Linked DNA regions of Homo sapiens: region 2 is linked to region 1. Evidence: chromatin contacts called from ENCODE Hi-C or POLR2A ChIA-PET data. All regions are on one chromosome and are shown on one strand. Each heading gives the region's core, a stretch centred on a gene start or an enhancer-like site at or near the end of the contact. The rest is flanking DNA. Distances are from core to core; before and after follow the strand shown. Region 1 holds the start of PPDPF (pancreatic progenitor cell differentiation and proliferation factor). Region 2 overlaps ZBTB46 (zinc finger and BTB domain containing 46).

Region 1 (4,943 bases), core at 1,385-3,884:
CTGTGGGAAGCCTGTGGCCGTCCCCGCCCTCGTCCAGCTGTGCCCTGTCCTCTCCAGCTGACCGTCCCCGTCAATCTCATCCCTGCCAATGATCACATCCTAGCAGCAACCGGGCCTGAACCGGCCTGCTATAGCTTGCGCACAATGCATCTTCCGTCCGCTTAGCTTTTCTGCCCCCATTTCCTACAGCCGGGGAGGCTCGGGTGCAGTGTCTCTCCTCGCTCCTGCTTCCTGACCCAGAGCCCAGACCTGGGACTTCCCAAAAGCCCCCAGACACACCAAGGGCACCGCCGAACCCCTCAGAGCCAAGGGAGAGGAGAGCTAGCGTTCCCTGAGCTCACCTTGCCTGGTGGCACGGGTCCCCTCTGTCTGCGGCCACTGTCATGGGAGAAGCCAGGCTCAGCCACTGGCAAGAGCAGGCAGCCAGCAAGAGGTGGATGTGGGTCCAAGCCCAGGCCACACGGCTCCCAGCAAGAGCCATGGCCAGGGGCCAGTCGGCAGCCCCTCTGCCCGACAAGGATGTGGGCCAGCGTCGTCTGCACTTCAGAGGAGACGAGAACCAGGAGGCGGCCCCCGAGGGCATCCCGCGGGTCCTCACGGAGGCTGCGTTCTCCCACCTTGGCCAGGATGCCCCGGGAACACCATGCAGCGTCTCTGAGGCTTCCTGTGCAGAGGGGCTCACAGAGCCCCCACCGGCCTGGTTTAGTAAATGCAGTTTTTACCTTTTCACTTTAAAGGAAAATGAAAATTCCTCCTTTCAGACGCTCTGTGACTGATGTTGACCGGTGTTGACTGGTGAGGTTGAGAATGAGGTGAGCTGGGTCAGGCCAGCCTAGAGGGAAGCGGGTGACCTGGAAGGCCGTGCTGTCAGGCGTGGTCGGCAGTCGGCCCCACGGCTCCTTCAGGGTGGGCCTGGACCACAGACACCTCACCAGGGTCTCCCGTCCCTGGGCGGCTGCATATGGGTCCAAGCAAGCCACAAAGGCTGTGCCAGCCAAGCCCAACGCAGGCCGCCCCTACAGTCCCTGCCCGGCCCTGCACCCTCCCCACCCCTTCCCAGGTGCTGATCACCAGTACTCACTCTGCACCCCAAACCCCAAACCCCGTCTCAGCGTCTGCCCCTGAGGACCCTCTGAGTGTCAACCCAACTGACCCGTCTGCCTCATCAGTGACCCCTCGGGGCTGCACACCTCTCCCATCGCAGGTCCTGGCACTGCTCTCCGGCACCGAGCTCCCCCTCCCAGGTGGGGCTCAGGCGGTTCCCTGCCCTCCGTCCTTAGACCTCAGCTGAAACCTGAGCTCTCCCCACCACCCGCCCCCGCCAGCCTCTGCACTGCTCCCCACGGGAAGGCCGTTCTCCCTTGGTTTACCGTTCCCTGCGCTTGGCTCGGCCATGTGCACATAGTAGGTGCTTACCACACTCGTGCAATGAACACACAGAGCGGTGCAGGGCCCAGGACAGCGCCTTCCCCACGTGCTCAGGGGGCACAAGGGCGTCCCTCCAAGTCTTGCTCAGGGGCCTCCCAGGGTCCCTGCCCAGCTGTGGGTCCTCACTGAGCACCCGGCGAGGACAGAGTACGGCATCCGTTGGCCTCGATCTCCGGAACAACACGGGCACACGGCCGTCCCAGCCAGCAACGAGAGCCACGAAACAAATCCACCCGGGCTGACTCCCGAAGCCCTCGGACTGTTCCGCCCCACGGACCTCCCGGACCCTCTCTTCCACGGGGAAGACACCGCCCAGCCAGGACCGGGTGTATAAAGAAACGGGATTTCCGTAGGGGCAGGCCGATTTCCCCTGCGGGGCCGAGGGAGGTGTGGGGAGGATTCTGCGCTGGGGGGAGGAGGAGAGGGAGGACGCCTTTCTGCCTGGGAAGGGAAAACGCGCCCCCTCCTGATTGGCATGGCGGGCCGTCCCCCGGGCCCCAGGGCCCTGCCGGGAACGCTCTGGGCTCCCCAAACATGGGGTCTCCGAGCAGTGGGGCCCAGCCTCTGCCTCCGGCGACTGGAGACTCACCTCACCCGCCCAAATCCGCCCCGCTCTCCGACTGGGCCCCGCCTCCCACTGCCCCGCCATCCGCCCACCCTTTCACCGCCCCCTGCGGGCAGCAGGCGCGTCCTGGGGCTGGGCAACCGGGGTGCAGGTTCCGGAGCTGCCAGAGCTGTGAGGGGGACTCGGGAGAGATCCAGGTTCCTCTGGCTGCGAAGTCCCTGGAGGCCGGGCCGGAGGGCTCCGCGCACGTAGCACTTTTTGGCCCGCCCGGCGCCCCCGTCGCCTCCACAAGGGCTGAAGAGGACGGGCGGGCTGGACCAGGCGGGGCTCCGAGACGCGTCCGAGACGGGGGCCTGGGCCCGGGAGAGGGGCGGGGGCTGGGCTCCCGGACCCGGGCGCGGGGCCTTTTAACCCCTGCAGACCCAGGACCGGCCGGGCCGCCCCAAGACGAACGCCGCAGGGCTGGGCTCAGCCCAAGCCAGACGGCGAGAGTCGCACCGAGGTGGAAGCTGGGGGCGCGGCCTCGCCGGGGCCAGGAAAGGGGCGGGGCCGGGTGGGGCCCGGGGAGGAGCCTGTGCGCCCCGCCCTCCGTGACGCGCCGCGGCCCCCGCGCATATAAGTGGGCGCGTCCGCGCGTGCGCACCCCGCGCGCGCCTCTCTGTCGTGGCGCGGCTTCCCGCGGTCTTCTCTGCAAATGGGCTCCGTGGCCTAGCGCCCCCGTCCCCGCCACCCGTGATCGTGCGCCGAGGCCCGCGAGGGGTCGCCGCCCAGGTGAGGGGCGCCGCGCGCGGGTGGGACGAGCAGGCCCGAGGGGCGGGGGGCGAGGGGCGGGGCTGGGCCGGGGGCTCCTCTCCTCTCCGCCTGGCGAGCGCTGGGCTCGGGGTCCCCGGCGGGCTCCTCTCGGGTCGGGCGGGTTGGGACGGCGCCCACCAGGTTCCCGACGTCTGGGCCGGGGCCCCGCGCACAAAGCGCCTTTGTTCCACCCGCTCGGCCGGTTTGGGCTGGTTGGAGCCGCCCGCGCCCCGCGCGGCGAAGGCGGTGCCGGGAGCTGGGGAGCCCCGCCTCGGTAAATAACCCAGCGCGGCGGCTCCACCCGCTGGGGAGCGCCCTTCATGACGGAAGGCCGCTGACCCGAGGGGCTCCTCCACCCCCATGCGCAGATCCCACCAGCCAGCAAGCTAAAGCATGGCGGCCATCCCCTCCAGCGGCTCGCTCGTGGCCACCCACGACTACTACCGGCGTGAGTAGCCCCTGCCCCCCATCCACGCGGATGCTCTGCTGGCGCCAGTGCCGGCCCCGTGCAGGCTGCGGAACCAGCGCTCGGCCTGAAGGCCGGTGGGCTGGGGGGCTCCGCGCCCCGCGTTGCTGACGGGACCTCTCCTCTCCAGGCCGCCTGGGTTCCACTTCCAGCAACAGCTCCTGCAGCAGTACCGAGTGCCCCGGGGAAGCCATTCCCCACCCCCCAGGTGAGTGCAGGATCGCCCCTTTCTCCCCCCGCTCCTCCAGGAGCTGGCAGCATCAAGACCCCACTTCGCTTCTCTCAGGTCTCCCCAAGGCTGACCCGGGTCATTGGTGGGCCAGCTTCTTTTTCGGGAAGTCCACCCTCCCGTTCATGGCCACGGTGTTGGAGTCCGCAGAGCACTCGGAACCTCCCCAGGCCTCCAGCAGCATGACCGCCTGTGGCCTGGCTCGGGACGCCCCGAGGAAGCAGCCCGGCGGTCAGTCCAGCACAGCCAGCGCTGGGCCCCCGTCCTGACCTGAGCGGTTACCACCAGCCCCAGGCCTGCGGAGGCGCTAGTCCACCAGAGCCCCTCCCCGCCCCTCTCCCCACTCCGCATCCCTCGCCCCCCTCCCCACCTCCCACCCCCCACCCTGTAAACTAGGCGGCTGCAGCAAGCAGACCTTCGCATCAACACAGCAGACACCAAAAACCAGTGAGAGCCCCGCTCTCTACCGCCCGGCCCCAGCACTCGCTAGCTTTCCTGACACCTGGAACTGTGCACCTGGCACCAAGCGGAAAATAAACTCCAAGCAGCCAGTAGCCCCGATGGTGTGTGCCTGAGCTGTGTGGCCCGAGGTTCCATTTGAGTGTGAGAAATGGCTGAATCCCTCCCGACCTCACTGCCTTGTGGGGGCTGGCCCTGCTCCCAGGCCTTTCTGGGCCTCCTCACGCTGTGAGGCTGTTGCTGGGGCTGATAAGGGTGGGGTTCACTGCTGCTTCTGGAGAGCCTTGGACAGCAGGCAGTCCTGGAGCTGGACAAGCAGGACCCAGGGCAGCCACTGAGGTGGGCCCCCGTGCCACCTTTAGCGGGGGGAAAGGGAGCAGGGAGGGCTGGTCCTCTGAGGGATTCAGGCCCCTTACCCGAGGGCCTGCGGGGCGGGGAGTAGCCTCTGGCTGTGAGCTGGGAAGCCCTCACTCTGGAGGGACCTGGTTCCTGCTGGTAGGTGTCTCCCAAGGGCCTCCCATAGGGGTGTTGCCCCAAGACAGGCTGAGGGGTAGGGGCTGCAGGCACCGTGGAGGGGTCTTCCTGCCACAGGCAGCCCAGCTTAAAGTGAGGGTGGCTGCATCATTCTGGCCTGGTATAGGCATGGAGTGTTGGAGTCCGGGAGTGCTGCAGGCTGGCAGGGATGGGGGTCCACACACAGGAGTGCATGGGCTGTGAGCTTAGTAGACTCCTTCATAACCAAGGTGGGTGGTGTCCCCACACCTCTGCCAGGAGCCTACAGGGATTGACTCAGTTCTGTTGAGAGGCAGCTTAGTGAGCAGGTGGGAGTCAGTGAGATAGCTGGAGACTTGATGTGTGGCCAGGGACATGGTGAGAGGAGGGGCCTCCGTGGGGTGGGAAAGGGTGGGGTTCAGTGGTGGGGGAGGGACTCTGGGGAGGGGTGGGGATCAGTGGGTGCTCCCTGCCTGGTACCCTGTTCCACTGCACTATAAATAGCTGTACTA
Region 2 (4,943 bases), core at 955-3,454, 230 kb after region 1:
TTTGAAACAGAGTCTCGCTCTGTCACCCAGGCTGGAGTGTAGTGTTGCCATCTCGGCTCACTGCCAGCTCCGCCTCCCGGGTTCATACCATTCTCCTGCCTCAGCCTCCCAAGTAGCTGGGACTACAGGCACCCGCCACCACGCCCAGCTAATTTTTTGTATTTTTAGTAGAGACGGGGTTTCACCGTGTTAGCCAGGATGGTCTCGATCTCCTGACCTCGTGATCTGCCCGCCTTGGCCTCCCAAAGTGCTGGGATTACAGGCGTCAGCCACCGCGCCCAGCCTGTTTTGCTGTATTTTAAACCAAGGACTTCCAGAACAAAAATTCAAGACAAGCCACAGTAGAAACTTCCCAGCACAGTAACCTGGTGCACACAGGCCCAGGAAGGGTTGGAGCGGGGCTAGTGAAAAACACTGAGGCCCCTTGAGGCCTAGGCTCCCATGTGTGCAGGGGCCAGGGCACCTGAGGAGGCAGCAGGGGCAGCTTGGGGTGGCACAGGGACCATGTGGCCAGGGCTGGATGGCTGGGAACTCATGCAAATGGGCAAATGCCCTGGAAGGAAGCAAGAAGGAAGACGGGACACCTTGGCAGCCCGCCCAGGCTCTGGGGCACTGTGGCTGCAAGAGCACGGCTGGCCCACCCTCCAAATGTGGCCCTGCCAAGGCATGGGGGGCCCTGCCCCAGCCACTGGTGCTCTTCCTGGAGCGGGTGGAGGGGCCACCCAGGCCAGGGAAGGGCTGACAGTGCTCGTAAGTGCCATCGTGAAAGTGGAGGCTGGACCGGCTAGAGCTGCTGTCTCACACTCGGGTCTCCACGCTCTCAGGTCCAGGACCCCAGAGAAGGCCACACACAGAGCCTCTCCTCAGAAAAAGTCAAGCCCCATATGCTTGCTTGTGTTTGTTGTTCTTTAGAGACAGGGTCTCACTCTGTTGCCCAGGCTGGAGTGCAGTGGTGCAATCACAGCTCACTGCAGCCTGGACCTCACTGGGCTCAGGTGATCGTCCTGCCTCAGCCTCTCAAGTAGCTGGGACCACACTTGGCTAACTTTTTTTTTTTTTTAATTTTTTGTAGAGACAGAGTCTCGCAATTTTGCCCAGGCTGGTCTCAAACTCCTGGCCTCAAGCTATTCTCCTGCCCCAGCCTCCCGAAGTGCTAGGATTACAGGCATGTGCCACCACACTTGGCTTTCCATATGTTATAAGTACATTTTCCAGGGAATTATGACCCCCTGAAGCCCAATCATGAACCCCAGGACAAAAATCCCAGCCCTGGTCGGACACAGTGGCTCACACCTGTAATCCCAGCACTTTGGGAAGCAGAGGCAAGTGGCTCACTTGAGGCCAGGAGTTCGGGACTAGCCTGGGCAACACAGCGAAATCCCATCACCACAAAACGCAAAAATTAGCTGAGCATGTTGGTGCACACCTGTAGTCCCAGCTACTTGGGAGGCTGAGGTGGGAGGATCGCTTGAGCCCGGGAGGTCAAAGTTGTAGTGAGCTGTGTCACGCCACTGCACTCCAGCCTGGGTAACACAGTGAAACCCTGTCTCAAAAAAAAAACAAAAAAACAAACCCTAACCCTATCCAACGAGAAGGAACAGGCAGCCACACTGAACCTCAAACAGGATCAAAACGTTTACTGAGAGGTTAATACGGATTTGCTGAAGAAAGACGTTGCAATCCATGTTGTTAAAACGTGTTAGCACCTATCAGTTTAAAAAACAAGATGCGATTTTCTCTGAATAGGAAACATGTCGGCCTGGTGCAGCTACCCCTCCCCCCGCCCCCGCGGCTTTTTATAAGTGGTTTGTAAGATCAGCCCTGTGGCCTGTGTGAACAGAAGCACATCCTCCGCTACGGAAAACAAGGCTGGGGCCCCGGCGGCTCCGCGTGGATGTGGGTCTGCTTCTGGCCTTGCAGACCTGCCATCTCGTGGTCCAGGGGCCCCCTCCCAGGACTGTTCCTTCTCTACTGTCCTCCACCTCGCAAAGGCAAATGTGGGGGCATCAGGGAAGGCCAGAGCCCAGCACTAAGCCCCGCTCCATATCCACTCCAGCACACATCCCAGGCGGCATCCGAGGGCCTGGAGTGGCCCTTCGCCCACAGCCGGCCAGGCAAACACGGGGAGGCCAGGGCCCTGCACCCCTCTAGCTCTGCAGCTTGACCTCAGGGAGCTCCCACAGGGGTCGTTACCCCAAATGGGTATCCACCACTGCACTGGAAAAGCAGCAACCAACAGAACCTGACCTCTGGCGCTCGGTTCCGCCCCCCAGTGGGTCTCCCCATAAAGCCCCGCCCCCCGGTGGGTCTCCCCATGAAGCCCCGCCCCCCGGTGGGTCTCCCCATAAAGCCCCGCCCCCCGGTGGGTCGCACCATGAAGCCCCGCCCCCCGGTGGGTCTCCCATGAAGCCCCGCCCCCCGGTGGGTCTCCCCATGAAGCCCCGCCCCCGGTGGGTCTCCCCATGAAGCCCCGCCCCCCGGTGGGTCTCCCATGAAGCCCCGCCCCCCGGTGGGTCTCCCGGTGGAGCTCGGCTCCTGCAGGTCCGCTCCGGAACCTGCTGACTCTCCTGCGATTCCTAAACTGGCAGCGATGCTCCAGAGCCTCTTCCGCCCCGACAGCAGCCCCACCTCTGCCCGGAGCCCGGGGCGCCTCCACTGCCTCTCCTCACACAGCTGCCCGCCGCGAGCTCCCCCTGCACCCTGCGCCTCGGGGTGGGCGTTCCAGGACTCCCCGAACCCTTGGGGCCGCCCCGCTCTGGGCTGCCTGTGCCCCACCCGCCTCACTGGTTGATCTCACCCACTTGAGATGCCCTCGCCAGGCCTTTTTTGGCAAATCTGCCTCCCTGTTCCCAGGCTGCCTTTTTCTATTATTTCCTCCCCAAGCAAATCCATCCACTCCACACCTGCTACCTGACAACGACCTGCCAGTGCTGAGCTCCAGGGTGGGCGCGGTGGGTGCAGACAGGTCGGCAGGCACAAGGACAGGGTTCTCCCTCCCGAGGCAGGGCGGGGGCGGGGGGGCGCAGAGGTGGCTGAGGGTTGGGGGCTCCAAGCAGAGCGAGCTGAGTTTGCCGAGGCCTGGCTGCCTTGGCGGCCAGCAGGTGAGCAGGGTGGGCCGAAGCCTCTGCAGGGGCCATGTGGCCCAGCCACACCCAGGAGGCCGGGGCAGAGCAGACAGGGGCCCGGGGCGGATCTCCCTGCCCTGCTGTCGTCCCCCCTGTGCAGAGTGGACCCGGTGTGGGGTCCGGGGCGGTCTGCGCCCTCATCAGGACCCGCCTGCCCGGACATCGTGGCCACGCGCAGCGCGCGGCACGCGGACCCTCCCCGCACTCACCAGCGTGTGGCGCTTCATGTGCTCGCGCCGCGTGAACTTCTTCCCGCAGATCTCGCAGGGGTAGGGCCGCTCTCCCGTGTGCGAGCGCATGTGTCGCTTGAGGATGCACTGGTGCATGGCCGAGAAGCTGCAGTACGGACACTTGAACTTCTTCCTGATCACCGTGAACTCATTCACTGAAAGAGAGGGACCCGCGAGGCGTCAGCAGGGCTTGGGATGTACCGCCCTGCGGCCCACAGACCACGGCTGCACGCCGCAGCCCAGCAGCCAGGACGGGCTGTCTCCCACGGCCACCCACTGGGGGCTGGTCAGCACTGCGACAGGCCAGGCTCCCCCACCATCTGCATAAATTGTCCCACCCACTGTCTGGCAGGGGCGGTGCCAGCAAGGCTGAGCCCCAGGGAGCTCAGGAGCCCCAGCTCTCAGGAGATCTTTCCATCCAGGCCAAAGGCAGGAGGCAAGGGGTAAGAACGGCCAATGCTGAACACAGTGCCCGGTCCCTGCAGGACCCTCCTTCCAGCCCTCAGACCCCACTGGGCATGTGTGGGTAGCAGGCCCTGGGCGTGGTGTCCGATCAGACGCCTCCCTGGAGGCAGAGAAGAAACAAACACTGTGGAGTAATACGGACCCAAAAGTGTGCAGGCGAAATGGGAGATGTGGGTGCAACTCAAAGTCCTGGGCTCTTCTTGCTGGACGCCGGAGAAGCAGCCAGACCCATTTAATCAAGTTCTTTTCCCCCAACCCTGAGACCCAACGTCACTCAGTGGCAGGAACTCCACACCACCATCTCCATGGTGCGTGCCCTGGGGCCAGGCTCAAAAACCTGGGGGACCCTCAGCACGCCCAGTGCCGTTATGCTACTCAGGCCCAGATACCAGCACGTCAGACCTGGGCATGGGCCACTGAGAGAGCCCGGAGCAGCCACGTCCACGGGACCCTACGGGAGACCCACCTGAAGCCCGGTGCACGCATGTGCCGAGGGCTGCTCACCCTGGGATTACCATGTACTTGCTGCTGTGCAGGACATCTTCCCCTCTGCATACTGTGACCACCTTTCAGTGCTGGGATTTTTAACTACACAGCTTTTGGATGTCTGAACACATCATAATTAATTAAACAGGCACTACTGCTGAACACGTTTCTGTGTTTTCACCCTTGTGGACCCTTCAGTGAGGCTCCTACAGATGGGTCTTTGCAGCCCTCTGCCACCTCCTGAAGATAAATTCTGACAAGTGGGATAAGCACCTGCCCTCCTGACCAGCAGTCCCCACTTGCCCTGCAGGGAGGGTCTACTGAGGCTCTGGGGGCTCCAGTGGACAGGCACACCCCCATGACAAGGATCTCCCAAAAGGCAGCTCTAACAGGAAACTCAGCATCTGCCAGGAGCGCTCATTTTGTGAGACTGGAGCATGTCTGTGTGGCCAAGACACAGAAAACCCCGGAGGCCCCGCCTGGCACGGCAGCACCTCTGACCAGCTGGCTGTGTTCGGACGCATGTCCCCGCCGCACATCCCCCGAGTGGCTCCTGACGAGGAAATCCCAAGCTCTTCCTGGCCTGTCCTCTGTCAGCCACACTGTGCCCCTGGCTCTCCTCCGTGAGTCAGTAACA

What was found. A loop is a pair of places that touch in the nucleus more often than their neighbours do. ChIA-PET counts read pairs that join two places held with the same protein, here RNA polymerase II (POLR2A). Pooled maps may share reads with other maps.
Region 2: a loop to region 1 is called in a map of dorsolateral prefrontal cortex, with 2.2 times the contacts of the local background. The contact joins the enhancer-like site here to the promoter of PPDPF in region 1. A Hi-C loop is called at or near these places in 5 of 168 maps with a recorded cell type or tissue (PC-9, ascending aorta, chondrocyte and 2 more), 6 of 37 single-sample maps with no recorded cell type and 18 of 50 pooled maps. POLR2A ChIA-PET finds 5 or more read pairs at or near these places in 15 of 52 experiments (A549, CD4-positive, alpha-beta T cell, CD4-positive, alpha-beta memory T cell and 12 more).

Annotation. Positions count from the first base shown.
Region 1 is chr20:63,518,131-63,523,073 of GRCh38, forward strand. PPDPF (pancreatic progenitor cell differentiation and proliferation factor) reads left to right here and starts at 2,635. Exons shown (of 4, transcript NM_024299.4): 1 at 2,635-2,764; 2 at 3,154-3,233; 3 at 3,382-3,459; 4 at 3,538-4,076. The coding sequence starts at 3,179. The coding sequence ends at 3,749. It overlaps LOC102723814 (a long non-coding RNA gene), which reads right to left and starts at 2,543. Exons shown (of 2, transcript XR_430332.4): 1 at 342-2,543. RefSeq lists enhancers at 14-891, 892-1,768, 1,769-2,645 and silencers at 1,918-2,167, 2,228-2,777, 2,888-3,087.
Region 2 is chr20:63,749,352-63,754,294 of GRCh38, forward strand. ZBTB46 (zinc finger and BTB domain containing 46) reads right to left here. Exons shown (of 5, transcript NM_001369741.1): 4 at 3,335-3,510. Among named protein-coding and RNA genes, the nearest start is that of ZBTB46-AS2, 8.0 kb to the left of the region's middle. RefSeq lists enhancers at 2,440-3,390, 3,391-4,342, 4,343-4,943. Within about 2 kb of position 2,205, at least 4 of the 41 ENCODE cell types and tissues checked have a DNase peak (open chromatin) inside an H3K27ac peak, as active enhancers do; they include CD4-positive, alpha-beta T cell, where a contact is called at or near this core.